Regions from separate parts of the Homo sapiens genome. Here region 2 is linked to region 1. A link is an interaction called in ENCODE POLR2A ChIA-PET data of the cell type or tissue named here. Cell type or tissue: B cell. All regions are shown on one strand.

Region 1 (8,000 bases):
ATGCCCCAAGAAACACACGTGCAGTCCAGAATCTGTTTCCAGGAACGCAGGCTGAAATACTTGTCACAGACAATCCTGGCATTGAATGAGACCCAACCCAGGTCATCCGCAGACTCATCGTTCCCAGGCAGACTGAACCTCAATACTGCTTACAGACGGAGCCTAGTTTCCACCCCAGTCTAAGCTCAGATCCTAGTCCCAGACTGAGCCCAGGCCTCCCATGGAAAGCAGAGGGCCATTTGAGACAAAATGAAGAGAGGCTGCGTGGGAGGTAGAAGACTGGGGTGTGGCTTACACTGAGAACTGAGCCAGACTCACCCGGTCAGCCAGGAAGTCAGAGTCACGGAATCTCAATTCAGAGAGGTATTTCTAAAAAACACCTAAATGGGTTCCTCTTTATGGAAGAACCAAAATCTACCACGACTGACAAGAAAAATCCTAATAGCTGTGGGCACCAAGCCATGGGATCTACTTCCAGGTCCCTCTGCTTCCTCGGGACAACCCGTAGAGTTCTATTATCACCCATTTCATTTTATTTCAGTGCTTTATTATTGTGTTATATTGTATTTATTTTGAGACAGGGTCTTGCTCTGTCACCCAGGCTGGAGTGCAGTGGTGCAATCACAGCTCACTGCAACTTCTAACTCCCAGGCTCAAGCGACCCTCCTGCCTCAGCCTCCCAAGTATCTGGGACCACAGGCATGTGCCACCACACATCATCAGTTTTATTATTTTTTGTAGAGACACAGTCTCCCTCTGTGGCCCAGGCTGTTCTCAAACTCCTGGGCTCAAGCGATCCTCCCACCTTGGCCTCCCAGAGTGCTAGGATTACAGGCATAAGCCACCACACTCATCCTATATTATGGTGCCTTTTATAGACAAAGTGGCCAAGGCTCAGAGACATGCATGACTTGGCCTCTGGCCCACACTGTATTTCTATAGGATCTAGGCTCAATCAGGGGCTCATCTCCCAAAGGGAGACTCATAAGGAGCATCCAGGCCCCTCTGTCACCTGAACTAGCTAGTCACCAAGTTCCTAAGTCTTGCCCAGGGCAGCAGGGGTGTCAGGGAAGGGTAGTGAGTGGCACATGAATCTGTGCAACTGATCCAGCCCCAAATTCTGGCAGGCCATCATTCCCTTCTGGGTGTCCCAGTTCCTATCATTGGATGCTCAGAGTCATCTCCATAAGGTAGGCACTATTATGCAGACATGGCACAGGTAAGGAAACCGAGTCCCCCAAAAGGGGATCCCACTTGTCTGGGCTCACAGAGCTGAAACTCACCTCTGGAATTTCTGATCCTTGGTCTTCCAGCCTCTGCCGTTCTATATGGAAGAACAAAGGCCACTTCCCCGTGTGCTCCACACCACGGATTCTTCATGCATCTGTCCATCCACCCACACAGCATCTCTGTGACAAGCATCTTCTATGCACCAGGTCTGGGCTGGGTGCTGGGGACTGAGTGGGGAACCAGAGGCAGAGCCTGACCTTGCGGAGTGTTCAGGCTGGCAGGGGAGCCACACAGTCAATAAACGTGCTCACAAGAAATGAATGCATCTCCATGTGCTAAGCACTGGGGAGAAGCAGCCTGGGAGATCATGAGTGGTGTGACAAGGACTGTCTCTCTTGGGAGTGTTCTCTGGATTCCAGGGAACTCGTGGGCAGAAAATCTGCAGAGATGGACCATGTAGGCTTGGCCTCGGGGGACAGAGGCTAAGAGAAAGTGTGAATTATGCCCCAAAGGAGTCAGCTCACTTGCAGAGGCTGCAGCCACCCTACTTGGCTCCTCCAAGGAGATGGGGTCCTGGGGGCTTGGCTGCAGCAGGATATAAGTGAGGAGTTTATTGAAAATCTACCCCAGATTCACTTTGTGAGACGTCCCAGCTGGGGCCTGAAGCCTCCAAGAACTATATTAGAGCTTTAGGAGAAATAACGAGAAAGATTATTTCAGGAAGAGGGAACGGCATGAGCATACGGCTGGAGGTGGAAAACAGTAGGCAGACCCAGAAAGGTGGAGCAAAGAGAGAAAAAGGAGGAGAAACTGGGTCCCGGCCCTCAGAGACTTCACGGCACCCTGGGGAGACCCGGTTCCCACCGTGCACCAATAACAATAATTGCTGCCCTGTTGCAAGCTGACCCAGTGCCCAGAAAGGGTCACACATGATCTCATTGCATCCTCTCTAGATCCAGGAAGATGTTTACTGCCAGGTCCCACTTTGCAGATGGAAAACCAAGGTCAGAGGGGTTAAATCTGTCACCCAAGAGTGCAGCATTAGTAAGTAAAGGGTCAGCCTACAATTCCATGGTGCAGGGCTCCACAGCCCCTGCCCTTAACACTCCCCTATGTGCCCACAAAACAATCGGAGGAAATCTGGAGGTGATGGGCAAGGCCCATGCCAGCTCCACCTGTGGTCTTATCTGTCTCTCCCACTGAGCTGAGAGCTCATTTACCTCCGTCACCGCAGAGCCCCGCGTGACGCTAGGCACAGATCTGGTGCTTAGGAAGTATTGTGAATAACTCATCATCATAAGAACAAACATTTATAATGTGCTCACCATGGGCGGTGTAAACACAACCCTATGAAATCTATACAGTCATTATTCCCATTTCACAGATGGGGTAACGAAGTCGCAGCAAGTAGTGAAGCCGTGATTCACCAGACAGCAAGTAAATAAATTAACAAGCTAATTAACGAGTGAGTGTAATGATGAATGAATGAATGAGAGTAGAGATGAGTAAATAAGTGAGGGGTTGAGGCCGGGCAAAGTGGCTCACGCCTGTAATCCCAGCACTTTGGGAGGCCAAGACGGGTGGATCACCTGAGGTCAGGAGTTCAAGACCAGCCTGACCAACATGGTGAAACCCTGTCTCTACCACATACCAAAAAATTAGCCAGGCGTGGTGCCTGTAATCTCAGCTACTTGGGAGGCTGAGGCAGGAGAATTGCTTGAACCTAGGAGGCGGAGGTTGCAGTGAGCCGAGATTGCACCACTGCACTCCAGCCTGGGCAACAAGAATGAAACTCCATCTCAAAAAATAATAAGTGAGAGGTTGAAGTGGGGATGGAGAGGGTGAAGATGAGGTATAGGTCTTGGCAGCATGGAGAAGAGGTGGAGGCCCTTCTTCTTTCCATCCCCACCTTGTTCCCCTCCAGCCCCCAAGGAAAGGCCCCTTTTCATTTCCTCTCAGGGCGCCTGATACTCTTTGCCAGACTGTTGCCTAGCAACAGTGCCCTCTACGGCCAGCTCCACCCACTTCAGACGCCAAGGCTAGGGGTACACAGCCAGCTCTGAGGGCCTGGCCTTTGGCAGGCAGGGAGTGGGGGGCCCTGGGCTCCCAAGTTGTGAGAAGGAGGTCAGAGAGCAGAGAGGAGCCTGGGTGGGCTCTGAGACTGGAGGCAGTGACCTGCGAGGAAAGGGAGTGTGTCCTGGGCACCAAGCCATGGCATCTAGTTCAGGGCCCCTCTGCTTCCTCAGAACACCCCGTGGGGTCGCATGATCACCCACGTGACAGATTCTGAAGACAACTCTGCCTTGTGTAGGGGAGGGAGGCCATGTCAGGCTGCGCGTAGCAAGAACCACGGGGCCTTGAGTCTGAAGTCTGAGTTTGAGTAGAGCTGGGATGAGTCACTTCCCTTCCCGAATCCACTTCCCACACCTGAAGAATGGAGACATGGTACCCACTTCCCGGGGAAGTGTGTGAGGATAGAGCAGGAACACGGGAAGGCTTGGTACTGGGAGGGTACGGATTATTTTTATAAGCAAGGAGTGTGACATCTATTTTTAGAGGAGAAAGAATTTCGTTACAAAGAACTCTCCTAGTCCCCTCCCAGAGTGGATGGGCTGAGGTGCGGGGGAGCAGTAGGCCCGGAGGACTCCCTGAAGAGGTGGCCTGGGGATTCCTGGCAGAGGGAACGGCCTGTGCAAAGGCCTGGAGACACGCGACTGAAGCGCGCCTAACAATGGCTACCATGGATTCGTGGGCAGGCGCCTGTACACTCAATCCTCACGGCAGCTCCAGGACACTGGAGTTAGTGCTCCTGTCTCACAGGAAAGGAAACGTTGGCTCAGAAAGGTAAAGAAACTTGCTTGAGGTCACGCAGCTGGTGAGTAGCAGAGCTACGTCCGGTTCGCTTTCCCCTGGTTATGCACTCGGGGAAGAAAGTGGCTCAGACGCGGGGAGTGGAGAGAGCCAGTGGTGAGAAACGCAGCTGCGGTGCGCAGTATCATTCCTACATGTAATCCTTCTCGGGAGGGCCTGGACCCATGGCGAAGGAGCCCGGGCTGCGGGCAGAGGGTAATAGGGAACCATCGATGGCTTCTGAGCTGAGACAGAAGTGACCGAGGCCGTCCCTCGGTGCTGTCCTGGGCCATCCGGCTCCGCCTCCTACACTCTCCACTCTCTGCATCCACCACCCTCCACCCCCGCTGCTTCTCAACCGCACTGAGAAACCATGTGTGACGGTGGAAAATGTAAAAATATATATGCAACCGAAAAACAACATCGGGCTGACAGCACACAGCTATAAATACTCTGACGGGTGCAGAAACGCTCCTCCGATCCTGCTTCCTGCCGCCTGAGGAGCGGGGGCATGGTGTTTGACAGGTGGGGTGGGGGGACTCAGGAAGGGAAAAGGAAAAGGGACAACTATTCGTGGACCTACTCTGTGCCAAGCACTTCGCAAGCGTTACGTCACCAAGTCTTCGCAGAACCCTCGAGTGACTCACCACCGTTATTCCTGTTTTACAGATAAGGAAACCGAAGCACAGAGAGGCAGGTCATCTGGCTGAGGTCACACAGCCACACGGCGAGAGAGCAGTGAAGCTGGAGTTCCAGCAAGCTCCACCTGGCGAGAATTCAAGCCCTGCCATGGGCCACCTCTCTGGAGGAAGAGAAAGCCAGCTTCAGACTCTGCCTCTCTCAATCCTTATACAAGGCCAGAGAGCGCTTGAGGCTTCCAGGCACTCCTATGCTTACACACCTTCCATGGCTCCCAGCTGCCCTCCAGATAAAGAACAATCTCCTCAGTGTGGCCCTTGAGGTCCTGTGATCTGGCCTCTGTCCACCACCAGGGCCCCCCTCCTGGCCAGATCTCTGAGCCTCGGCCAAGCTGACCTGCTTCTCTCAGGGCCTCAACAGGGCCGATCTCCATCCCTGCTGTTCCCTTGGTCCAGCATGCTGTTCCCCTCTAGTTGCTTCTCCTTACCCTGGGGGCCTCCACTCAAATGCCACCTCCTCCACTGGCCGGACGCTGCCATTAACCTGCTCGAGTGCTCTCCCTGCAAAACTCAGCACAGGCTGGGCACAGTGGCTCATGCCTGTAATCCCAGCACTTTGGGAGGCCGAGGTAGGATGACTGTTCGAGCCCAGGAGTTCAAAACCAGCCTGGGCAACAAAGTGAGATCCTGTCTCTATTTTTTAAAAAATTAGCCGGGCGCAGTGGAGCACAACTGTAGTCCCAGCTACTCAGGAGCTTAAGGCTAGGGGGTAGCTTGAGCCCAGGAGTTCGAGGCTGCAGTGAGCTGTGATCACATCACTGCACTCCCACCTGGGTAACAGAGCAAGACCCTGTCTCAAAAAAAAAAAAAAAAAAAAAAGACCCATAGCACAATTGTAATCATGTGGGTCATTGTGGGGTGGTGAGTCACAGCTGGTGAGTGGCAGAATCAAGACCAGGTCCAGGTGGTACAGCCACAGAGCTGGTGCCCCCAAGTACTCGGCTGCTCACACGGGCCCCAAGAGACCTCCTCACTGGCAAGAGGAAGCCACCTCCTCTCAGAAGAATGAGCAGGGCTAGAGTACAGTGGCACAATCACTTCTCACTGCAGTCTCGAACTCTCTGGCTCAAGCAATCCTCCCACCTCAGCCTCCTGAGTAGCTGGGACTACAGTCGTGTGCCACCACACCTAGCTAATTTTTTCTATTTCTTGTAGAGGTGGAGTCTTCCTATATAGCTCAGGCTGGTCTCAAAATCCTGGACTCAAGCAATCCTCCTGCCTCAGCCTTCCAAAGTGCTGGGATTACAGACATGAACCACCGTCCCCTGTAACTACTGTTTAAGAAAGTAAAAAGATGCAGAAGAAGTTAATCTAATATTTTGTTTAACCCACTATACTCCAAATATCATTCCTACATGTAATCAAGATAAAAAAAATTATTAATGGCTGGGTGCCATGGCTCACGCCTGTAATCCCAGCATTTTGAGAGGCCGAGGCAGGCGGATCACCTAGGGTCAGGAGTTCAAGACCAGCCTGACCAACGTGGTGAAACCCTGTCTCTACTAAAAATGCAAAAATTAGCCAGGATTGGTGGCGTGTGCCTGTAGTCCCAGCTACTCAAAAGGCTAAGACAGGAGAATTGCTTGATCTTAGGAGGCAGAGTCTACAGTGAGCCAAGATTGCGCTGCTGCACTCTAGCCTGGGCAACAGAGCAAGACTCTGTCTAAAAAAAAAAATAATAATAAATAAATAATCATTGAGATATCTTACTTTCTTCCATACTAAGTCTTCAAAATCCAGTGTGTATTTCACACTTGTAACACATCTCAGTTTGGAACAGCTGCATTTCAACTGCTCAACAGCCACATGTGGCCAGAGGCTACTGCACTGGGCAGCACAGTGCTAGACTATAAACTCCATGAGGGCAGGGACCAAGCCATACCCACAATTATTAAATCTAGCATCTGACACAGAGTGGACACTCAAGAAATGTTTGTTGACTGACTAGCTGAATGAAAGAATGAATGAACAAATGAATGAAGGAATGAACAAATGATCTAAGGCCTTCTCAGATCTGAAGCCACACTCCCAGCACAGGCCATGGGAAGGGCATGGAGATGAATTCCAGCCCCACCTCTGCACCCACTTCTCTGAGTGACTGTAAGTACCTCCACTTTTGGGGCCTCAGTTTCTCCAGCTGGTCAATGGCTGGGGGGCTGGACTCTTGTGATTTTTCTGGGCTCTCACTAGAGGACTTTACCCAGAAGATGGGAGTTGGGCCCTCGGTGAAGTTCCCTCCTCCATGCCACCCCATCACCCTACTCTCCCTCCACCTGTAAGATAGGAGATCTCAGGAAAGGCCTCCAGGTGGCCTTCTGTACAGAGTGGAGCCACACCCAAGAGGGGAAAGCTGAGGCAAGGCTTGGTACCTTGGCACAGGCAGCAAGGCCAGGGTGGGGGTGCTGAGGCTTGGCCTCCTCCCTCCAGCATCATCACCCCCACACCTCACATTTGTTCAGAGTTGAGAAGAGAGCAGGGCGGGGCTTATCCTTTCAGTTCTGCAGAGAAGGATAAAAGAGACCGAGAGACATGCCAAGACCAGTCTGAGGTCACATGGGGGGCATGACAGAACTGGCTACTGCCCTAGACCTCTGTTTTTCTCATATGAAAAATGGATACAAAATGTGTCGTCATCCTATCAAACATCAATGCCTCAAATCCAAGCTCCACTACTTAACAGCCCTGTGATCTTGGGCAAGGTTTACCTGGCTGTGCCTCAACATCCTTATTTGTAAATGGGTATCATAATAGTGGCAACCTTGCGGGGTTGTTGAACCATTAATGTGTGAACGTATGTAAAGCGCTCATAAGAATATCTAGGACACTGTGAACGCCATATGAGTGATAGATATTATTATCAGCCTTTATCACAGAGCTGTACTGCAGTTTAAATAAAGGAAGAGGTGTGACCAGGGTTTGCAAACTCTGAAGTCCCCTCTGGAGAGGTAAGCACCTTTTGGCTGCAAAGAATGTTGCAAACTATAAAATGCCGTGTGACTTGCAAAGCACTTTGTAAATGTTGCCGCAGTGAGGAGGCTATTGTAGGTTAGCCTTTCATAATCCAAAAAGCACTTCAAAATCATAAATCACTTTGGGGACCGAAGAGCTCTTTGTAGGGGCTTTCTAGACTGTTGAGTGCTGTGCAAGTCAGAGACAAGTGGCCTTTCAAAGACATGAGCAAGAAGCCGGGGGGGAGTGGGGAGAGAAAGAAACCAGCCCCAG
Region 2 (8,000 bases), 150 kb after region 1:
GATGCATTAGGTTTAAGATGCTTATTAAACATCCAAGTGGATGTGTTGATTATTTATTTGAATGTGAATTTGGAACTCAGGTCCATATGAATTTGGGAGATCCTCAGTATATAGATGGTATTTAAAGTCTCAAACCTAGATAACATTGCCAAGGGAATGTTGAAGGTAAGATAGAGAAGAGATGAAGTCTGAGGGCTGAGTCTTGAGGCACTTCAGCGTTTAGAGGTTGTGGAGATAAAGAAGAAAAGGATACAAGGGAGTAATTTATAAAGTAGGAGGAGAACTAAGAGAGTGGTGTCTTAGATGGAAGCCAAGGGGAGTAAAGTGTAGGGAACAGTCAACTGTGTCAACTGTTGCTGAGAAGTCAACTAAGAGGAGGACTGAGAATTATTCACAGCATTAAATACCATGGAAATCCTAGGGGACCTTGACAAGAGCTGTTTTGATGGAGCATTGGGATGAGAGGCTGATTGGGATGGTTTTAAGAGAGAATGGAAGGAGAGGAAATAAAAACCCAAAGTGTAAACTCAGTTATGCTCTAGAATGAGAGCAGAGAATTGGGCTAGTAGCTGTAGCAAAGCAAGAGGTCAAGGATGGTTTTTAATGTTTTTTCCCTTTTTATTTTTATTGATGGGTGCTATTACAACATGTGGGAATGCTGATAGAAATGACTCAGTAGAATGGGTAAAATGGATGATACAGGAGAGGAAAGAGAGAAGAGGGGATGATTACTGAGTGACATCCCAAGTAGGCAAAAGGAGGTGGGATCCAGTAGAGTTTGAGTTCAGGAATTTGCATTAGATAGGAATGGGGACAGTTCATTTATAATAACAGGAAGGAAGAATATATGGTTAATGATGCAGCAAGGTTGGCAATTTGCATGAAGTAGGAAGCAGGGTGACCTGTTGAATATGAAGAGGTAAGAGTATAGATGTTTGAAGAGACAAGAGAAGTGTGAGAAAATCATTAGGAGAGTGAGGAAGTGAATGAACATTTAACTTTTTCATTGAGGCTCCTACTTGCATTTTAGGTGGGACAGATCTTGGACACGGCAGGATATTTTGCATTCCAGGGTCCCAAATGCCAGGATTACCTACCTAGTCATTCTTACAACTAAAAAAACTTGACTTCACATTTTCACATCCCTTTAGAACTATTGATTATTGGGCCTTTTGAGGCTAATGGTCATGAAAAAGACTAATTAGCATGATTATGTGATACTTTTTTTTCTTAGTTATATTTAATGGTACATGGTTAATGATGTGGTGTGGCCAAGAGGCTTGGATTTAACAGGGTTAGAGTTTTGCTAGGAGAAGGAAAGAGAAGCAGTTGCTGGTATGAATGATAAATGATGGATCACGTAATTTCGGTTGGATAAGGACAGAAATGAGGGCATGAAAAGGATGAGGGACTGTGAAAAGTGGTAGCATTAGCGATTGTAGGTCCCGGTGGGGCGTGTTTGTCTAAAATAGGAAAGAAGATGAGAACATTGGAGGAAAGGAATACAAGGACTGGAGAAGCCTGAATTTTAGAAGGGTCATCTCTGCGGTTATTAAAATTCTAATATTTATGCCAGAAGTAAAGTTGAGTGTGTCACTGAGCTAAGTACAGCACTAAAGTCCTGAAGGAATGGGATAGGGTTTGGGGGATTAATCCAAGATGGAGAAGTCAAATAAGTAATGGAATTTGTGCTTATGGAGGACGAGTCAGAAATTCCCTGTTAGTCACTGTGGTGATGACTGCCATGGAAATAATGGGAAGAGATGGTGACCTTTTGGATGGAACCTCCTTAGATTCTGTGGTTATGGCACTCTAAGGAAGGATAAATTTAGGGTTGAATTCAAATTCTATTGAGCCTCTGCTGAGTGCAGGGCGATGTACTAGGTGCTGTGGAGATAATAGTAAATCATATCATTAAAACTGAGTAATAGAAATATAAAGGAAGCTGAAAAAGTGCTGGATGGCTCAAAGGAGGAAGAAATTATATAAACTGAAGTATTAGGTAAGGCTTCATGGAGGGGTAGATTTGAGATGGGCATTTGATGAATAGAACAATGACAAATCATGATGGCGTAGTGGCTGCAGTCCAGGTAAGGGAATCGTTTAACTCAAGCTTAGCGGTAGCACATTGCAAGGTGTTCTGGCATAGAGTCATTATTCCCGTGTTGACTGGAGCTGTGGTGGTGAGAGAAATGACAAGAATGACGATAGGACCTTGGATGCCACTGAATATTTGAGTTTAGTGCCAGTTGCTTAGGTAATTAGTGGTTATTGAAGGTTTTGAAGAGGAGTCTGATGTTCTCAAGGTAAAATTTTCCTCAATGATGGGCTGAAATGGGAATAGTATAGGAGAGGATAAATCCCCGTAAATGGTAAAACATAGTAAAACAACTTTACACAGTGGTATACAAGACTTCCAAATATGTAAGTATCCTTGAATTATTAGATATCTGTAGTAGTAAAACAAGGATTAAAACAAGATTCCTGTTCCTATGCACTATCCCCCTTTCCCTTTTTAAAAATTGAGATGGGGGTCTCTGTATGTTGGCTAGGCTAGGCATGAACTTCTGAGCTCAAATGACCCTCCCCTGAGCTCAAATGATCCTCCTACTTCAGCCTCCCGACGGACTATAGGCCTGTGTCACTGCACCCAGCCCTTTGTTTGAGTTTAATTTAGACATCTTGCCTCCTTTGTAATTTTTCTTTTGTTGACTTTCCAAATAGCACAGTCTCATTTTCCTGCCATCTCTCAGGTTATTCCTTCTTTGAGTATAGTTGTTCTTCTCCTTTTGCTTTTTTTGTATTCATTGGTACACCCACTCCCTTGGCCATTTTGTGGCTTCACATACCAAACTACTGAAAACTCCCAAATTTATATCCTAATCCAGACCTCTCTGCTGAACACTAGGTCCATATCCAGCTGCCTTCTTAGATGTCTAATAAATAACTCAAATTCAATGTCAGCATGTCCAAAGCTGAATTTCTGATCTTATTCCCAAAACCTCCTCTCCCTGGCACCTTCCTTAACTGAGTTGCTCAGGCCAATAACCTTAAAGTCAATCCTGATGCCTCCAGTTCCTTCACACCCCACATCCAATCTATTCGAAATGCTGTGGCTTTTACCTTCAAAATATATCCAGAATATGATCACTAAACCTCCTTAAGTGGCCTCCTTCCTTCCACTCTTATACAGTGTTTTCAACAAGTAACCATAGTGATCTTTTAAAGATATGACTTAGATGTTGTCATTCTGTGCTGAAAACCTTCTAAGGGCTCCCCATCTCAGAGTAAAAGCTACAGTCTTCAAAGTGACCAGAAGGGCCCTAAATTAGGACTTGACAAACTGACCCATGACCAAATTTGGCCCATTGCCTGTTTTTATATGACCAGTGAGCTAAGAATGGTTTTTATACTTTTAAGTGGTTAAAAAATATCAAAAATTGATATTTTTTGATGTGAAAATTACATGTAATTCAAATTTCAGTGTCCGTAATTAAGTTTTATTGGAACAGAGCCACACCCATTTGTTTGCATATCATGTATGGCTACATTTGCACCACAAAGGCAGAGTTGAGTAGTAGAGACCTTATGGCATGAAAAGCCTGATGTATTTACTATCTGGCACTTTAAAGAAAAAGTTTGCCAGCCTCTGCCATATATGGTCTGATCCCCTCACCCCCACCTTTCTGTCCTCTCGGCCCTCCTCTCTCCCCCACCTCACTGCAGCCACTTTGGACTCATTATTATTCTTCCACTGAACGCAGGCACGCCCTTCCTTAGGACCACTGCTTTAACTCCCCTGCCAGAAGTGCTCAATTCATAGACATCTGCATGGCTGTTAACCCCATCAAGTCTTTGCTTAGGTGCCACCTTTGCAGTGAACCCTTGACTATCTGTTAAAATGGCACTCCCTCTCCATGTATTATCTGTGTGTGCTTACTCTGTTGCCTCCTCAACTTGCTTCCTCTCTTTTCCAAGCATTTCACACCTTCTAACGTACTGCTAAATTTTCTTATTTTTATATTTATTGTCTTTTGATTATTTCCCTCTTCTGGACTTAAACCACAAGGGCAAGGATTTTTGTCTGTTTTGTTCACTGTTGGTAGCCAAAGTGCCTAGGACAGTGCCTGGGATATTACAGGTGTTCGGTAAATACTTGTTGAAATGCATTGAATTTTTGGTTCTTTCAACAAGTGAGTCATCTGTCTGGCTGAATGTTGTTTTGTCACATAAGGCACCAGTGATTGGGAAGGGCTAATAACTGCCTCTTTTAGCAAAGGGATGTGTTTTTCTGTTATCCACTCTTTTGATTGGTTATTCAATAAGAGCTTTTCCATTTTGCTCACTGACAGTAAATATTCAGGAATCTCATTCTGGTTCGACTTAGCTGGCTCATTCAGTATATTTTAGGTTCAGATTATAGCCGTCGCATCTTCTTTGTACATACCGTTAATTGAGAAAAGACCTTTCGGCCTCTGCCCATTATTGCAAGCCTTCAAGTGATATGGTAGAATAGAGCTTTTCCATCGTTATAGGTGTTTTTGGGTAAGGAGGAATAGCCGGAATTTGGAACTAGGTGAGGATTTTATATTAGCTATTGATAAGTAATTGATAGGTTTAACCTTCTTGCACGTGCCTTTTTTTTTTACATGAAAAAGAAGCTTCCAGAAGAAAATATTGAAATTCAGTGTTCTTTTCACATTACTATTGCATAGAAATAATGCCACCATGTAGAGAAAGTTGAATTTATTTGAAGGGATTTGGGGAGAGTATTGGATTTATATGTATTTGCTCTTACTTTCCTTAGTGTGTTCTTTTTTTTTTTTTTTCTTTCTGAGATGGAGTCTCACTCCGTTGCCCAGGGTGGAGTGCAGTGGCACGATCTTGGCTCACTGCAACTTCTGCCTCCTGGGTTCAAGTGATTCTTCTGCCTCAGTCTCCCGAGTGGCTGAGATTACAGGCATGTGCCACCACGTTTGGCTGATTTTTGTATTTTTAGTAGAGACAAGATTTCACCATGTTGGCCAGGCTGGCCTTGAACTCCTGACCTCAAGTGATCCACCCATCTCTGCCTCCCAAAGTGCTGGGATTACAGGTGTGAGCCACCGCACCTGGCCCCTTAGTGTGTTCTGAGTTGATTCATCTTTGTATTCTCCATGCTACCAAGCATATACATACAAATTAATAGGCAATTAATAAATATATATTTACTTGTAAATCTCACATAATTTATCTTTTTTTCTTTTTTTAAATTTTTATTTATTTTTATTATACTTTAAGTTCTCTGGTACATGTGCACAACGTGCAGGTTTGATACATAGGTATACATGTGTCATGTTGGTTTGCTGCACCCATCAACTCATCATTTACATTAGGTATTTCTCCTAATGCTATCCCTCCCCCAGCCCCCCACCCCACGACAGGCCCTGGGTGTGTGATGTTCCCTGCCCTATGTCCAAGAGTTCTCATTGTTCAATTCCCACCTATGAGTGAGGACATGCAGTGTTTGGTTTTCTGTCCTTGTGATAGTTTACTGAGAATGATGGTTTCCAGCTTCATCCATATTCCTACAAAGGACATGAACTTATCCTTTTTTATGGCTGCATAGTATTCCATGGTGTATACGTGCCACATTTTCTTTTTTTTTATTATTATTATACTTCAAGTTTTAGGGTACATGTGCACAACGTGCAGGTTAGTTACATATGTATACATGTGCCATGTTGGTGTGCTGCACCCATTAACTTGTCATTTAACATTAGGTATATCTCCTAATGTTATCCCTCCCCACCCTCCCCCCACCCCACAACAGGCCCTGGTATGTGATGTTCCCCTTCCTGTGTCCATGTGTTCTCATTGTTCAATTCCCACCTATGAGTGAGAACATGCGGTGTTTGGTTTTCTGTCCTTGCGATAGTTTGCTGAGAATGATGGTTTCCAGCTTCATCCATGTCCCTGCAAAGGACATGAGCTCATCATTTTTTATGGCTGCATAGTATTCCATGGTGTATATGTGCCACATTTTCTTAATCCAGTCTATCATTGTTGGACATTCAGGTTGGTTCCAAGTCTTTGCTATTGAATCTCACATAGTTTATCTTAATGTGATCTTCTGGGAGAGGCAGTGAGGTGTCTTTTTCTAATTTTTTCTTGCCCATATTTAATATTGTAGATGTGCGGTGGTTCTTTCATAATGAAATAAAGCCTGTTTATTTTTACATAGCTTGTTTTAGGTGGCTTATATTAGTATTAACAAAATTGAAGGTTTCCTAGTCAGTTACTGTTTTGAGAGTAAATTTACTGGATTCCATAACAAACTGTTTGCAAAACATTACTTGGGATTTTTAAAGAAAGTATTTTTATATTCTCTCTATTGCATTTCAGGAAAAAAAATCCCTAAATATTTAAGTTTCATAGTTTGAATATAGATAGCATAGTTGTTTGTTGGTTTTGAGATTTTTATTTTTATTTTTGAGATGGAGTCTCACTCTGTCACTCAGGCTGGAGTGCAGTTGCATGATCTCAGCTCACTGCAAGCTTCGCCTCCTGGGTTCACGCCATTCTCCTGCCTCAGCCTCCCGAGTAGCTGGGACTACAGGCGCCCACCACCATGCCTGGCCAATTTTTTGTATTTTTTAGTGGAGACAAGGTTTCACCGTGTTAGCCAGGATGGTCTCGATCTTCTGACCTTGTGATCCGCCTGCCTCGGGCTCCCAGACTGCTGGGATTAACAGACGTGAGCCACCGCACCTGGCCTAGTCTTGAGATTTACCCAAAAACTTTGAAAATAAGTTTTTGGGAATTTATTCATAATTGCCAAAATTTGGAATCAATCAAGATGTCCTTCAGTAGTTGAATGGATAAATTGTGGTATATCCATACAACAGAATATTATTCAGCAATAAAAAGAAATGAGCTATCAATCCATGAAAAGATGGAGAAACCTTAAATGCATATTGCTAAGTGAAAGAAGCTAGTCTCAAAAGGCTACATATGATATATTATTCCAACTATATGACATTCTTGAAAAGGCAAAATTATAGACTGAAAAAACTTAGTGGTTACTAAGGGCTTGGGGGTGGGGAAGGTGGGAAGGTCAAATAGGTGGAGCATAGGGGATTTTCAGGGGTGTTAAACTAAAACTATTTTGTATGATACTGTAATGGTGAATGCATGTCATTTGTAAAAATCCATAGAATGTACAATGCAAAGAGTGAACCCTAATGTAAACTATGAACTTTAGTTAATAATAATGTATCAACATTGGTTTATCAGTGGTAACAAATGTACCACACTAAGGTAATATGTCAAGAATAGGAGAAACTATGTGTGGTGGGTGGTGGGTGGTGTGTGGTGGGTGGTGGGGAGAAGAGGTATATGGGAGTTCTTTCCACTTTCCACTCAACTTTTCTATAAACCTAAAGCTGCTCTAGAAAATAATGTCCATTAATTGAAAAAAGTGCTCAATTAAAAAGTGACACACATTCCTTTATATATAATGCCACCTTCTGCGTAAGCTGTTCTAAGGAGTGCATAGTTAATATTTTTCTAGGCTTAGTTTTTCAGAGAAATTTACATACATCTGATGTATAAACAAAATGTTTCTATTTGACATTAGGAAATTTGAGGTGTGTTTTTTTCCCGAAACCATTTATTGGGTGTATACTATTTGTAAGATATTATTAGGTATTTTTATATAACCTGTCCATTTAGTTTGGAGTAGATACTAGTCAGCCCATTTCATGGGTGAGAAAACTCTGGCTCAGATAAGGGAAGTGACAAAGCTGGTACTTGACTCCAAAGCCTGTGTGTTCTATGGTCACATAGACTTTTTTTTTTTTTTTTTAAATAGCTGAAGTTTGTCCTCTATAGGAAATGTAAGTCCTTTAGAGCCAAAACAGTATTAAAGAGGATTGTCTAGATATGAATCTTGGCTCTACTGTTTACTTTATGGTCTTACTTAGGTTGTGTTATCTGTTTATGCTTTAGTTTCCTTATGT

The links. ChIA-PET counts read pairs that join two places held together with the same protein. Peaks named below come from ENCODE experiments on the same cell type or tissue, not always from the same donor. Only the 100,000 strongest peaks of a DNase experiment are listed, where the experiment ranks them.
Region 2: POLR2A ChIA-PET joins it to region 1 with 11 read pairs; 7 of 35 experiments call an interaction of 5 or more read pairs at or near these places.

Annotation. Positions count from the first base shown.
Region 1 is chr9:123,335,881-123,343,880 of GRCh38, reverse strand. It overlaps LOC124902266 (a long non-coding RNA gene), which reads left to right and starts at 3,831. Exons shown (of 2, transcript XR_007061760.1): 1 at 3,831-4,074; 2 at 4,750-6,480. RefSeq lists enhancers at 130-189, 3,787-4,796, 5,657-5,816. In B cell, no CTCF peak of the experiment used is centred here; DNase peaks (open chromatin) are centred at 310, 3,360, 4,450, 5,710 and 1 weaker place; H3K4me3 peaks cover 2,685 bases; H3K27ac peaks cover 7,545 bases.
Region 2 is chr9:123,187,115-123,195,114 of GRCh38, reverse strand. The region is part of intron 2 of STRBP (spermatid perinuclear RNA binding protein); the gene reads left to right. Among named protein-coding and RNA genes, the nearest start is that of MIR600HG, 76 kb to the right of the region's middle. In B cell, no CTCF peak of the experiment used is centred here; DNase peaks (open chromatin) are centred at 866 and 7,774; H3K27ac peaks cover 3,308 bases.